2 separate regions of the Homo sapiens genome follow, and region 2 is linked to region 1. Evidence: read pairs that join two places in POLR2A ChIA-PET (ENCODE). Cell type or tissue: OCI-LY7. All regions are shown on one strand.

The links. Peaks named below come from ENCODE experiments on the same cell type or tissue, not always from the same donor. Only the 100,000 strongest peaks of a DNase experiment are listed, where the experiment ranks them.
Region 2: POLR2A ChIA-PET joins it to region 1 with 14 read pairs; 3 of 35 experiments call an interaction of 5 or more read pairs at or near these places.

The regions. Positions count from the first base shown.
Region 1 is chr14:55,274,102-55,282,101 of GRCh38, forward strand. All of the region lies in intron 1 of FBXO34 (F-box protein 34), which reads left to right. Among named protein-coding and RNA genes, the nearest start is that of FBXO34-AS1, 6.0 kb to the left of the region's middle. RefSeq lists an enhancer at 5,510-5,609. In OCI-LY7, no CTCF peak of the experiment used is centred here; DNase peaks (open chromatin) are centred at 3,320 and 4,060; H3K4me3 peaks cover 1,150 bases; H3K27ac peaks cover 2,046 bases.
Region 2 is chr14:55,676,237-55,684,236 of GRCh38, forward strand. It overlaps KTN1 (kinectin 1), which reads left to right. Exons shown (of 44, transcript NM_001079521.2): 42 at 2,116-2,208; 43 at 3,329-3,449; 44 at 7,863-8,000. The coding sequence ends at 7,867. Among named protein-coding and RNA genes, the nearest start is that of KTN1, 100 kb to the left of the region's middle. In OCI-LY7, no CTCF peak of the experiment used is centred here; no DNase peak of the experiment used is centred here.

The DNA.
Region 1 (8,000 bases):
CCAGGTGTGCTAGTATTAATGGGAAAGGATGAAAGTCAGACTAAATAAGAGTTGAAAGACCTGCAGCTGATAAGGAGATACCTGCTATTCGGCAGTGCATTTTTCCTCTCTATTTTGCTTAGCAGTTAGGAAGTTTTTATTTTTCCTCATGGAAAATGAGTTAATAGGTGAAGAATAAATGTCATAGTGCATACTGATGTGACTGAGGGACAACGACAGATATTTAAAAAGCCAGCTTGTGAGTGTTGTGTAATTATCTAACAAGCCAGAACTCGTGTGAAACATTTTTACAGTCTGTTTCTATTTTTGGCAGGATCTTTTTCACCCATGCTTTCCAGTTTTGGGTCTGGGAAGCAGCTTTTACTTCATATAAATGGTTTTATGGAAATTAATTTTGAGATTGGTTTATTATTTTAAGTCATTTTATTCACTTATATAATTTGAAGGCACTAAATTAAACAGTCATTCGTTATCCATCTTTCTGATGGATAAAAGCAAATGTCAAGATGAGAGTGCTGTATTGTAGAAATTCCTCAGGATATGTTTATTGGATCAGTTATTTTATTAACATTTAGAATTTAAATTCTTAAAAATTTTTACTTTATTTTTTAAACTTAATTTATGTTCAGCTAGCTTAATTTGACAGTTTTTATGTTCTAGTAACTTTAATCTTGTTTTAATATTTGTTTGGGAGAAAACATACTTATCTTTAGAGACATCATTTAGTGTTATCTTCCAAAATTTGCAGCTGTTTAGAACCAGATACTTGAGGGAAGCTACTATGGTATGATGAATGCCTTCCTTGTTAGGTCATGTGTGACAAAGGCAAAATTCAGCAAGTGCATAATCTGCAGTCCTTTGGAAGCAACAAAAACAAAAAAGAGCAGATTAACTCGAAATGCATTTAGGTCATCTGGAAATTGAATTCCTGTCAGTTCTTATCTTTGCATAATTTATCTTCTCCCCTTTAGTTAATGCTTATGGTATTTTGAAGCTGATGACATACTTTATTTTCCAGGAGAGCATTAATACAGTGTAGTTGTTTGTTAGTGTTGGTTAAAAGAACTTATCAACCTTTCATTCCCACCTCCATCTTCTAGTTAATGCTCCACAGAAGAGGCTCTCAGTAATCCATTTTAAAATATTCAGCTTCAGAAACCTAACATGTACATTTCCTATCCTCAGTAGAGTATAGGTGTAAATATGAAACTAAGTGCTATGTAAGTGTGGTTATTGCATTATTAGGTATGGATTTCATTCATCCAGCAAACATTTTTTTGAGTATTTCTGTGCCAGGTACTCAGATAGGGACTGTGACACAGAGATGATATATCCTTGCTGCAAGGACCCTTAACCTTTGTTTTAACATTGCCTTGCTATGATGGGTCTTGGGTGTGAGAGGCTAGAGTTGGGTCAAGAGGATAAACTATTGGCCGGGTGCAGTGGCTCATGCCTGTGATCCCAGCACGTTGGGAGGCTGAGGCGGGCAGAACACGAGGTCAGGAGATTGAGACCATCTTGGCTAACACAGTGGAACCCCATCTCTACTAAAAAAAAAAAAAAATACAAAAAATTAGCCAGGCGTGGTGGCGGGTACCTGTAGTCCCAGCTACTTGGGAGGCTGAGGCAGGAGAATGGTGTGAACCCGGAAGGCAGAGCTTGCAGTGAACCGAGATGGCGCCACTGCACTTAAGCCTGGGTGACAGAGCGAGACTCTGTCTCAAAAAAAAAAAAAAAAAACGAGGATAAACTATGTTATGCTAGATTGGCCAGAGGTGTTAGTTAAAGGTCAATTTAAGGAGGTATTAGAAACTCAGTTAAAAAGAATAGGGAATAGCTTATCATAGCCCAAGACAGACAAAGGGCCTAGATAACCACAGATTGAGATTGTGCTAGAATGAATGGAACTTGGTGAGTTCGGGCTTCCTTAGAGGCAAGAACAAGTGCTCAAGGCCAGAACTAGTCTATCTAGGCAATCTAAAATTAGAAGCATAGAAAAGAGGGACAACCCGAATACCTTTTCTCCTTTTCTTTCCACTCTCAGGCATGCATATACCTTCTTTTCCTTTAAAGTCAGTCCTTTAATTGATGAACTTGGGAAATACGCAAGCCTCTCACAGCCTTCATTTCCAGTGTTTGCTTTCTTTCTGGAAGATTTCATAGTGAAACATTTCATTCATTACAGAAAAGTGGAAAGAATTGTTTGTACATTGCATACCTAAATACCCACCACCCCTATATTGTTAGTCATATTTTGGTGTATTTGCTTTATTGCCTATCTATCGGTCTATCCATTCATCAATCCTTTTGTTTTTGTTGTATTTCAAAGTATACTTTACACCTAGACATTTCCCCATGCCTATTATTAACTATTTGTTTACTTGTTTTGTTGTGCCTGAGCGAGTTAGAAAAATGCCACACTTTGAGACGAATTAAGAGTCCTTTATTAGCCGGCGACCGAGAGACGGCTAACGCTCAAAATTCTCTCGGCCCCGAGGAAGGGGCTTGATTAACTTTTATATCTTGGTTGAGGAAGCGGGGGGGTCTAGTTAAAACAATTTTACAGAAGTTAAGTAGTCAAAAAAATTAAAAGGATAAATGGTTACAGGAAAGTAAACAGTTCCAGGTGCAGGGGCTTTAAGACTATTACAAGGTGATAGATTCGGGGCTTTGGGCATTATCAATCAGACGAATTCTTGGGGACTGCGGATATAGCTTCCCACAGTATCTTATCAGTTAATTGCATTCTTGGATGTGCTGGGAGTCAGCTTGCACAAGTAAAGTCCTTGAGGGAAGGGGCTGCCAGTGAAAGCCAAGATGGAGTTTGTCTGGTTCTCTTAGCTAAGGGAGAAACAAGGCCAGGTGAATAAGGATAAAACAAGGTTGGGCATTACAGTTTTTAGGCAAAACTTGTATATAGTAAAATGTACAAATCTTATGTATACCATTCCCTTAGTTTGAACAAGTTCATACATCTGTGTAATCCATATCCCTGTCAAGATATAGAACATTTTCATCACCACAAAAAGTTCCTTCCTGCACCTTCTAGGTTAATTTCATTAGCTGTTTAATCTCCTGCAATCATATTTCTACTAGTTCCTTCTGAAACTACTTGTTCAAATGGTCTACTTTGTTAGAAGTACATTAGGGTCGCATTGTGCTTGGTGTTCAGAGTATAAAGAAATGAAGAACATAGCCCTTGCTATATGATTTAATTTTTTGTTTTGTTTTGTTTTTTGAGACAGTCTCGCTTTGTTGCCCAGACTGAAGTACAGTGGTGCAATTCATAGCTCACTGTAACATTGAGCTCCTGGGCTCAAGCCGTCCTCCTTCCTCAGCCTCTTGAGTAGTTGGGTCTACAGGTGTGTGCCACCATGCCTGGCTGCTTTTTTTTTTATTATTATTTTTTAAAGAGACTAGATCTTGCCCAGTTTGGAGTGCAGTGGCTGTTCAAAGGCCCAATTATAGTGTACTGCAGCCTTGAACTTTTGGGCTCAAGTGATCCTCAGCCTTCTGAGTAACTGGCATGTACCACGGGCTTAGTCTGGGTTGTAATTAGGTATCTGAAGAGAGATAAGTAAATGTTACATGAATTCAGAGGACGCAAGTTTCTTAGGAGTGGATCTTGAATTAGGGCTTCTCAGTTATAATTCTATCCAAGTCGTGCCTACATTTTTATTCATAAACTGTTAACTCTTGTTGGGTTTCTGACTACTAGGAAGATGCTTCTTTTGTATATCCCTTTTTACTTTGGCTTATTCAGGATCCTGTAGCAAGATCATTTGCTTTAAGTAGTTGTAGCAAACAGGATTTATTGAGAGAAAGATATGTAAACTTTGAGCGGGCTGAATCAACAGATTAGTCTGAACTTCTAGAAACAAACCCCTGAATGACACTGCAGAGCTTGCCTGCCAAGGGGGCTACTGCCACCGCAGCACCGAGAACCATGTCGTTGAATCAGAAAGCCGCTACCAGAAGTTTAACTTCCTTGGGTAGGACTGTTGTTTCTGTTCTCTGTATCTTATGCAGGTATGTCTGCTTGCCCATACTTAGGTCATATGTGAAACCTTAGCATTGCCTATATGTAAAACAGGAAGTGCATGTGAGAGCTTTATTGCATTATTGAGTCTGCAGTACATTCAGTTTGTGAGGAACTGAACTCATTTTCCCCAGATTCCCTCACTGTGACGAAGTTAAGCTTTTTCTAAGTTTCCTTTTTCAGTCCAAAGGGATGGGTATTGTTCCAGTTTTCTGAGGTAGAAACTATTGAAAACTGTATCATTTAGATTTTTTTAATGCAGATGTAACAGAAAACCAACTCAAATTCACTGGCTCACAATATTAAAAAGTCCAAAGTTGAGGCTTGATTCAGTTATACTTGTGTGATCAGACTTAATCTTTCTCTTCCTTTATTTAATGAGCTCAGCTTCCGTGGTTTTGGTCCCTTTGTGTTCACATGTTTGTTGCAGCTCAAGCCCTACAACCTCATGCTATCAAGTCCAGAGGAAAATACATAGGACTACTGTACAAAGAAAACTAGTTACATTAAAATGTAGTTATAAAAGTATTTTAAAAAATTGTTGGTAATACCTGTTTCTTTTTTTGAGACAGGTGCTTGATCTGTTGCCTAGGCTGGAGTACAGTGGTGCTAACAAGGCTCACTGCAGCTGAACCTCCTAGGCTCAAGTGATCTTCTCACCTCAGCCTTCTGAGTAGCTGGGACCACAGGTGCGCACCACCACACGCAGCTAATTTTTAAATTTTTTGTAGAGATGAGGTCTCGCCATGTTGCCCAGGCTAGTCTCGAGTTCCTGGGCTCAAGCCATCCTCCTGCCTTGGCCTCCCAAAATGCTGGGATTATAGGCGTGAGCCACCATGCCCACCCTGTTTCTTTATTAAAGAGATTTAGTGAAGGCCGGGCGTGGTGGCTCACGCCTGTAATCCCAGCACTTTAGGAGGCCGAGGTGGGTGGATCACGAGGTCAGGAGACCAGCCTGGTCAAGATGGTGAAACCCCATCTACTAAAAATACAAAAATTAGCTGGGCATGGTGGTGGGTGCCTGTAATCCCAGCTACTTGGTAGGCTGAGGCAGAGAATTGCTTGAACCCGGGAGACGGAGGCTGCAGTGAGCTGAGGTCATGCCACTGCACTCCAGCCTGGGCGACATAAGCGAGACTCCGTCAAAAAAAAAAAAAAAGGAAAAAATATATTTAGTGGGGTCTAATAATTTCCAAGTGGTGATGAGTATTATTACTATTTGGAGGTATCTGTAACGAAAGATCATGTGATAGGAAAATAAATAAACTGTGATTTCTACTGGTGACAAAATGAACAGATATTGCTAATATAATACTATTGTGGTGTTTTGGCTGAATTCACAGTGAAAGGAAATGCTAAATTTCAGTTAGAGGTTAAAGTAAAGATGTAATTTGTTTTTCTCAGTTTAACGACACCCTGAATTCTATATATAAACCCTTGGAGTATGTGTGAACCTCAGCTTAAGAACCACTGCTAGAAGAGTTTCTCTTCCTAGAAGTTCAAGAAATGTATTCTTGTGTCTCATTGACTTTGGGTTATGTTGTCATTTCTGAATGAACCATTAAGGCAAGAGAAATAGGATTTGCTAATTAGTTTAGCCAGCCTGGGCCTACCTCTGGAGCTGGGGGTCATTCCCTCCTAACCAGCATCATGGGAGAGGAAGTGGATTTCCAAGGGAAAATCAAGAAGCAGTGGATGGCAGGATCTGGAAGAATTTGCTAAGTGCCCCTAAATAAAGAGCCAGTAGATACTGAGTAGCAAATAGCATTATGTCCATCCTCTCCCTTTACCTCCATGGTCAACCAGTCATTAAGTTTTAGTGAAACTTTCATTTGCATTTGCCTTTTTGTGTTTAGTCTCTTTGATAATATCTTAAACCTCCAGTGTGGTAGTGTGTGGATTAGTCCATTGGATTGTGGAAAGAAAAATATTGAAACTTCTGTTTATTCTTCTCATCCTACTAGTATTTATATACATTTTATATGTATGTAAAATATATTAGTACATGATATATGTACATACATGTATATATATCACATCATATTTGTGGGTACATGTTAAAAATGTTTTAAAAAATGGGAATGGGAGAACCAGAAAAGTTGAGATAACTATGTAGAGCAGCGCTGTTGAGTAGAAATAGCCCTCTATCTGTGGGTTTATCATCCATGGATCCAACCAACCTCAGATGGAAAATACCTGAGGAAAAAAAATTACATCTGTATTGAACGTGTACAGATTATTTTTTTCTTGTCATGACAGTACAGCATAACTCTTTACATAGCGTTTACATTGTATTAGGTATTTTAAGTAATCTAGAGTTTGTTTAAAGTATGCGGTAGAATGTGCGTAGGTTATATGCAAATACTACACCATTTTATATCAGGAACTTTTTTTTTTTTTTTTTGAGATGGAGTCTCACTCTGTCACCCAGGCTGGAGTGCAGTGGCGCGATCTTGGTTCACTGCAAGCTCCGCCTCCCAGGTTCACACCATTCTCCTGCCTCAGCCTCCCAAGTAGCTGGGACTACAGGTGCCCGCCACCTCGCCCGGCTAATTTTTTGTATTTTTAGTAGAGACGGGGTTTCACCATGTTAGCCAGGATGGTCTCGATCTCCTGACCTCGTGATCCTCCCGCCTCAGCCTTCCGAAGTGCTGGGATTACAGGCGTGAACCACCACGCCCAGCCATATATCAGGAACTTGAGCATCCATGGAGTTTGGTGTCCAAGGGAGGTCCTGGAACCAATCCGCCATGGATACTGAGGGATGACTATAATATGAACCTTGTATGTATGTAATTTACCATTTTCTAGTTAGCCACATTAAAAAAGGAAAAAGAAACAGGTGAAAAATATTTAAAAAATACGTTAACACAATATATCCAGAACATGATTTCACATTGAAATCAATATAAAAATTACTGAAATAGTTTACAGTCTGGTGTGCATTTTAGACTTAAAGCATATCCCTTTGGGCATGGTAGCCCATGCCTGTAGTCCTAGCTGCTTGGGAGGCTGAGGCAGGAGAATCTCTTGAACACAGGAGTTTTAGGTTATGGTGAGCTATGATCGTGCCACTGGACTCCAGCCTGGATGACAGAGTGAGACCCGACTCCTTAAAAAAAAAAAAAAAAAAAAAGCACATCTCAGTTCAGACTACTAATATTTCAGGTGCCAAAGGCCACATGTGGTTAGTGGCTGCTGTATTGGATAGGACAGATCTAGACCAATGATCATTGTGAATTTAGATTTCTGTAATTGTCTCTATGACGTTTTTTTATAATTCCATATTTGCCCCCTTCAATCTTATACACAGTTGGCAGGTTAGTTGGACAAAAATTCCAGCGGGATGATGTTACTCTCCAAATGAGAACCTGCTCTAGGTTTAGACGTCATAAGATAGTCCCACCCTTCCTCTTCATTTTCTGGGACTCCCTGCAATAAACCTGGTATTCAGGCAGTTTCCTCAGCCTTGCTTTCTCCTTTCATTTCTCCAAATATTACATCTGTTTTACGAAGTCTATTCCCATAAAACCTTGTTGGACTCACCAATCCCTCTGTAACATCCTTACCATTTCCCAAATTTCTATGGTGTATATTGAGTACTTAGCCACTCAGCACGTTGGCATTTCATTGTATACTGTTGCTTGTTGCTCTTTGTTTCACGTGTAATGAGCCTTATCTCCCCTAATAAATTCTAAGCTTCATATATTATCCCTGAATTGTAGGCACATATCGAAGGCTTAGCTTTTCCTTATCTTTAGAAAGGACATAGCTGGGCTATGTAAATTTGTAGCTTTACGTTTTTTTGAAATGAATTGTTTATTCCAGTAAGTTTCATTTTTAAATTTAGCTTTTTTTTTTTTTTTTTTTTTTTTGATACAGAGTCTTATTCTGTTGCCAGGCTGGAGTGCAGTGGCACGATCTCGGCTCTCTGCAATCTCCGCCTCCCGGGTTCAAGCGA
Region 2 (8,000 bases), 400 kb after region 1:
TTCATTTACAAAGTATGTTTCTCTTGGTCTTTTGGATAAAACAAAGATATAAATTTCTATTTTTTTTAGATGTTTTTCCTTCATTTATTTCTTCATACAAATATATTTTTCCTAATCTCAATGCAAATGAATGATTTTTAGGACTGCATTTCTTTGCATTGGTTTGACAGGTTATTTGTAATTCTGTTTTGAGATCTATTTTTAATAGTAGAATTCACATATTCTTATATCAAAGCTGTTTTAGAGCTATGATAGTGTTTATGGATATATCATCATTAGCAAAACAAGTGTCACTTTTTGGAATTGCAAGAACAAGAGGTACGCACTTAAATTTTGATAGTATAAAATGGAATCCCAGAAACCCAACAGTAGTAATTTATACTCCTCTCAACATGGTATGAGAACATGTATTTCCCTATACCCTCACCAATATTAGATACTGTCTAACATTTAAATATTTGATATTCTAATAGATTTTAAAAGTTATCTCATTTTAAAAAATAATACTCCTTTTAAAGAGTTGAAAGAAATTTTTTTTTGATTCTATATGCTTATAGTTTATAATTGTTATGTAAAAGTCTAGGAATCCACAAGTGTTGTCAGGTTATTTTAGTGTAGACAGAATGTGAATTTGGGTCTGTTTTAGAGGACAAACTTTGATGCTTAATACACTGTTGTGGTTGAGCAGTCAGTTTACTTTGATACGTGATTTTAATTTTTGACCTCTGGATCAAAATATAAACATGGAATTTAGCCTAGCAATGTAGTTTCTTAGAAAGTACTTTAAAAATACCAAACTGGTGCTCAAAGTTATATAATAGATATACCATCTTATTTACAGTAGCTAAGATGGCAATGATAGGTGACAGTTAACTGCCCCATACCTATACAGTAGAAATATTGTGCAACATTTGATTGGAAAAGCACATAAATATTTGACTAAAAAAAGTTTATAACGGCTGGGCATGGTGGCTCACGCCTGTAATCCCAGTACTTTGGGAGGCCAAGGTGGGCGGATCACCTGAGGTCAGGAGTTCAAGACCAGCCTGGCCAACATGGTGAAACCCCCGTCTCTACTAAAAATACAAAAATTAGCCGGGTGTGGTGGTGCGCACCTGCAGTCTCAGCTACTCAGGAGGCTGAGGCAGAAGAATTGCTTGAATCCGGGAGGCAGAGGTTGCAGTGAGCCGAGATTACGCTACTGCACTCTAGCCTGGGTGACAGAGAAAGACTGTCTAAAAAAAAAAAAAAAAAAAAAAGTTAATAACATACTTTGTAAAATAGGTAAGTATAAAGCAGTATGTATGTTAAAGCTCACTTATGTAATATTTTCTATAAGCACATAATATGTAGAGAGGGATCTAAACTAGGGGTGGACAAATCCCAAAGCTTTTTTAGGGTTTGTGGGTCACATATGATCTCTTTAGAATATTTTTGTCTCCTTTTTAACATAACCCTTTATTTTATTATATATTTTTTGAGATGGAGTTTTGCTCTTATTGCCCAGGCTGGAGTGCAATGGCACCATCTTGGCTCACTGCAACCTCCGCCTCCCAGGTTCAGTTGATTCTCCTTCCTCAGCCTCCCTAGTAGCTGGGATTACAGGCATGTGCCACCACACCTGGCTAATTTTGTATTTTTAGTAGAGATGGGGTTTCTCCATGTTGGTCAGGCTGGTCTCGAACTCCCGACCTCAGGTGATCCGCCCGCCTTGGCCTCCCAAAGTGCTAGGATTACAGGCGTGAGCCACCGCGCCCAGCAACATGGCCCTTTAAAAAGTAAAAAATATTCTTAGCTTGTATTCTGTACAAAAACAGGCTTTGGGCCAGATTTGACTAACCTGTAATCTAGACTAATACTAACCTAAATATCAACTATGGTTATTTCTGTTTTTAAATTTCTTTGTATAGTTTCTGCATTACTTAAGCTTTTAAAAACAGTGAACATATGTTCTTATAATCTGGTGGGGGGTGAAGCTATTTTCATTTTGGAGGGAAAAACCTGTGTCGTCTTTTGAGAGGAGCTTTTATCTTCTACAAAATGAATAAAATTATTCATTTTTTATGTATTTATCAACTGTATTACTTAGTAGCTACCATATTGTTTTCCTTATAGGCTCAACAGTCACTGGAGCTTATCCAGTCAAAAATAGTAAAAGCTGCTGGAGACACTACTGTTATTGAAAATAGTGATGTTTCCCCAGAAACGGTATGTATTTTCTTCATCCCCAGATCTCTGAGCTAGTTACCTTGTGACCTGTGTAAAGAACAAAAATGTATAAGGTCCATCTCCGAAAGTCATCTTTCTTGAAAATATCCTGTCCCTAAAATGTAGTGTTTTCATTGATGTTTGATCTCATTTTTGCTTATTGAGGTATGTTAATTTTAAGGGTTGTGTTGAGAGGTATGGAGCGGGGGTCCCCAATTCCTGGACTGTGGACAGGTACCAGTCAATGGCTTTTTAGGAACCAGGCCACACAGCAGGAGATGAGTGGTGGGTGAATGACCATTGCCGCCTGAGCTCTGCCTCCTGTCAGATCAGTGGCAGCATTAGATTCTCATAGGAGTGCAAACCCTATTGTGAACTGCATGCTCCTTATGAGAATCTAATGCCTGATGATCTGAGGTGGAACAGTTTCATCCTGAAACCATCCCCGCACTCACCCATCTGTGGAAAAATTGTCTTCCACAAAACTGGTCCCTGGTGCCAAAACGGTTGGGTATTGCTGGCCTAGAGTATAGACTCTGGAGCTAGACTGCCTATGTTTGAATCCTGGCTCTGCCACTTAGTAGCCATGTGAATTTGGGCAGATCTTTAGCCACTTTGTGCTTTAGTTGCCCCATCTGTAAAAGGCAATGATAATAGTACCTATCCTGTAGGGTTTTTGAAAGAAGTAAATGAGTTAATACATAAAACACTTAAAATAGTAGGTGGTACTTACAACAGTGCCTGGCACTTACTTACTAAGAGCTCAGTATATGTTAACTTTTTTTACTGTTTGGAATGTACTTTCTTTTGCGGGGCAAATTTTCTTTTTCTGAAAGAAAAAATGGATATATTTCTGATATTCATAGATTCTAGATTTTTTTTCCTTTTGTGTCCAAGTGACAACATTTATAACATAGTTTTCTTTGGTGCCAACTAGTTTGCACCACTAGTTAGCAAACAGTATTTCTCTATGTGGTTTTTGTTATTGTTGATTTTCATGTCATTGTTCAGATTTTTTAATGTTTGTGTTTAAATCAGCAATATAACATTTTCTGTTGTTTGGTTTTACATTTCTTTTCCTTGTGTATGGAGTTTATCATCACTTCCATCTTCTTTTTAGGAGTCTTCTGAGAAGGAGACAATGTCTGTAAGTCTAAATCAGACTGTAACACAGTTACAGCAGTTGCTTCAGGCGGTAAACCAACAGCTCACAAAGGAGAAAGAGCACTACCAGGTGTTAGGTAAGGACAACTGAAATATTGCTGTCTATGGGTAATTGATGTTATGTGTCTGTGTAATGTGTATTTACATAAATAAACTCACTTCACTAGAGGAAATATTCCTTCTTTATCTCTCAGAACTTCCAGATGACAGCCTTAAGCTTTCTTGGAGCTTTAGTTCTATTTTGTGCATATCTTGAAGGTCTTGTAGCTTGGAGGGGTTATCTGTGCCTCCTTTGACCTTTGTATCAAACAGACTCTCTTGTAACTTGGCTGCCTGGGTTTTTGTGTGTTGCCTTAATACCTGCAACGGCTTCGTTAATTTATTCTGTTCTTAGTTTAGAGTAAGTATCTGTGACCTTTTCTCCCCCCTCCCTTCCTTCCTCCTTTCCTCCCTCCCAAAATAAAATGACCATAACATTTTAACTGAGGTAAGGTTGCTAAACTGGAAGTAAGGTCATCACAGTGTCTTAAAATTGAAAGCTGGTTTTTATTCAAGTTTGCTTTTGTTAGGTAATCTAAGAAATTCGTTCATTAGCTCCTGAAGTGAGATTTTTACTTGAGGATAGCTAAACCCATAATTAACCAAGTCATGTTATGAGCTTTTATTGTCTATATTACCTTGGAAGGCTCAGATTTGGTAGCATTTTAAAATGACTTGTATTCCAGCCGGTGAATGCAGTTTTTGTTTTTCTGGTTGTAGGGTTTTTTTTTTTTTTTCTGTTGCTACCTGGATTTTACCTGTTTTATGAATAACTTAAGTCACACTGCCTAGAGTGTAATTAGAGTATTCAGATATGCACTGAATACTTCAGATATTCTTCTTTTGAAGATATTTTCTCTAAAACAATCATGATATCCTGGAGACCCTGAGGGGCAACTCATCACTGAATTATCCCTTTCAGAACCCCTGATAATACTGTGTTGGGCTATACAAGGCCTCAGGGAGAGCTTAGGTATCCTGGAAAAGTTGGGATGGACTTCCATTTTGATCTTACAGGAGCGTTTTGTCTCACTTTAGAGTGATCATCCTCTGGCCTACCTTGACACATGCTCTCCTTCAAAATGCTAATTCAGGTCAGTTATCTCTAACATGACTTTCCATATAATAAGCCCAGCTCATTCTTCAACATATCAACAAAAGTAATTAAGCCTCAGCTCAAATCTTTTATCCTTGGTAAGCTGACTTCTCCAGTTTCCCAATGTAAAAATTCTGCCACATTTCCTCGCTTTTCCAAATTAGGAAATAACCTTGCTTCCTAGGGAAACTTCCATCGCTTCTTCCCAGGACTTCAGCCTTATTCTTTCCACTGGCTCCCTCTGTTCAGTCTTGAAAACATGCTCAGATGGCTTATTTTAACCTTGTACTTCCTTCAGGTTACCACCCTTATTTTTTTACTTTTTTACTATTTAGTATTCTTAAGAAAATACTCTCTATCTACTTATTTATTGTTATTGATTACTTTATACACTCTAGAATGGCTTTTCTTCCTGCTATTTCAATGAAATCATTTTTGCAAAAATCATTAATGATCCCTAATTGCTAGATCCAATATAGGCCCTTCTTTTGCATGTGATCAGATACTGAAAGTACTTAATGAAATATGTCAAAAATGCTGACATTAGACCTTTGTCTTATAAGGGAAGGGTTTCATTTCTAGAGAGCTTAAACAATTAAAAGATTGCCTATTACCCCTTGCCTTTCGACCTAAGCGATATTCTCTCTTTAGCATCTCATAGATGTTCTTTAATATTTTCCTTTTCTTCCTAAATACATAGTCTGCTCATTTTAAGTCTTGTGAACTATTTTTGGCTTGTCCATTGCCACATTTGTTTTAATTGTATTACACTTGAGACATATGAATCATTGATAATAACACTTTTTCTTTTTGATTTGCAGAATTATAGTAATTTATTAAAATATGTCTGTATACCCTCACAACGCAGTTGGCAGGCAGCTCCCCTCCTAACTGATAGCACAACATTCTTTTGTCAGCTGATAAACATAAGTCCAAGTTTGGCAAGTGGGTGGTTGACAGTATTATATCATGAATGATAGGCTGGATTGTTATGAAAATAGAGGCCCACCAGGCACTCTCGAACTTCTTCATTCCTTAGGCTCTACCTGGCATTGACATTGATAATTCTTCCTTGTGTACTTATGTTTTGGTTCCCGTAGCTCTTCTTTATACCCGTTAAATGTTTGTGTTACCCTCAGGTTTTTATCCTTAGCTATCATTTTTGCTACATATATTCTCCCTCCTGTATACTCTATTTAAACTGACACGAGATGATTACATTGAAAATACACATTTCTCAATCATTAGAATGTAGGTAATAGCTTAATATATCTAATGTCAAGAAACCTTTAAAAATATACACAAGTACTTATGAATTGTTTATGATAATGCTGCACATATTCAATAAAGGGAGAGTTGTTTTTAAAAACAAATATGCAAGAAATAATATGCATTGATGTAGTTTTTCTAAATCCTGATACATAGTACTTAGCGTTTCTTAGAGCTGTAGGGGTAGGTGTATTTAACTGATATCTTTAATTTGTGAAAACTTTTCTTTTGGAAATTTTTTTCCCCATTACCTATTTTTCCTCCCCCCATCAAAAAAAGAAAAGGGTACCATCCTCCGCTTTCCATTTGTGGGGAGTGGGAGATTGATTAAGATGCCTTTTATATGAATTGACAGTATTGGCATTTTATAATATACTTTTTTGTTCCCAGATATCTACTCTTTATGTTTCACATTTGCCTGGTTTCTAAGTTTTCTAGGTGTATTTCTAACCAAATCAGAAAACTTTATTATCCCAGGTTACCTTATCTTGGAACCAGTTTATAGAATCCTGTTGAGGGAGGATGATAATTTAAATAGCTGATACTTCATGAGTATGCCTGTTAGCATAAGCATGCTTCCAACATGTGGCAACTCCTTTAATCTTCACAACCACCCTGTGTGTTAGGTAGGTAGGTATTATTATTACCATGTTACAACAGACCCAAAGAGATTCTATAACTTGTCCAAGGTCATACGGCTAATAAATGGGCGAGCTGGGGTTTAAATCAAGGTAATTTGGGTACAGGGCTTGTGTTCTTAATCAGTGCTTTTCTTCTCCCTAATTCAGGCACTGTGTTCACTGATCCCTTTTGTCACTGTTTTCTTTTCTCCTCATTTTGTCTTTTTATTTTTTTTTGGCCAGCCTCTTAGAAGTTTTGTCAATCAATTCTGACTTTTTCCTAAAGTTGATATTTGGTTTGTCAGTAGCGTATTGGAGAGGCTTACAGTAGTATCCAGAAGAAATGGAGGTGAAGCTCTGTGTGTACTCTCTGTACTCCCTTTAACAAATAGATTCTTAAGTGTTTCTGAAAGAAAAAGTCCTTTTGTAGGGCTCCTGAAGTACAAGAGTTAATGCTCTGGAGAAAAACTTATCTTATTTCTACACTGAACCTTAGCTATCATATGGATCAGGTTTTCATTTTCTGTGTTTACATAGCACTTTAGAGTTTAATGTACTAGTGATCTTTTTAGACTTTCCGATCAACTGTTAATAGCCAGTGATAACTTTGCTTTTTAATTTTCCAATTGCTTCTTTCCTCTAAACTTTTTATTTCAACACATAAAGTTGAAAGAATAGTACAACACCCGTAAACCCTCCACCTGCTTCATCTCTTTCTATATGTCTACATATTTTGTTGTTAAACTAATTGAAAGTAACTTTTAGTCATTATGACATTTTATCTCTAAGTACTTTAGCACACATCTCCGAAAACAAGACATTGTTTTACCAATCAGTGGTACCATTATTACAACCAAAAAGACAAAATAGTAGTTATGTACTATCCAATATTAAACGTTTATTCACATTTTGTCAATTGTACCCAAAATAGCTTTTTAACTATTTTCCCCAAACCAGAATCCAAGGCAAAATTTAACATGTTGTGTTTTGTTAAGTCCTCTTAGTCTCTCTAATGGCTTTTGAAGTTTAATTTCTTTAGTCATCTTATCTGACTTAGAAAACTTCATATGACCTAAAAAAAAAAAAAAAAATCTATTTCTGCTCTTTTAAATTATTTATTCACTGGGGTAAGGTTGTATTCAACCCCTTTTCAGTGCTACTCACTCACTTTAGCTTTACATTCTCTTGAGTAGGACTAATAAAAATGGATTACCAGTGTTGTTGTTTTAAATGTTTTCTAACAGAATTTGGCTCACATTTAAAAGTATCTACCTAAAAGCTTGTTTCCTTTGAATCCTGAGATTTTTCTCAGTTTGATTACCATTAGTGTGAATTGCTTTGAGTCTATTTGAAAGGGCCATGCTAGATCAAATGGAATATGTACTTTTGGTGTTTGACAAATGTCTTCTGATTGCCTTCTGTTGCTTTGTTTTAAAGTGAAATTCATTCTTTCTGATCTTTTACAGAGTGAAGTAATTGGGAAACTGTTCATTTGAGGATAAAAAAGGCATTGTATTATATTTTGCCAAATTAAAGCCTTATTTATGTTTTCACCCTTTCTACTTTGTCAGAAACACTGAACAGAGTTTTGTCTTTTCTAATCC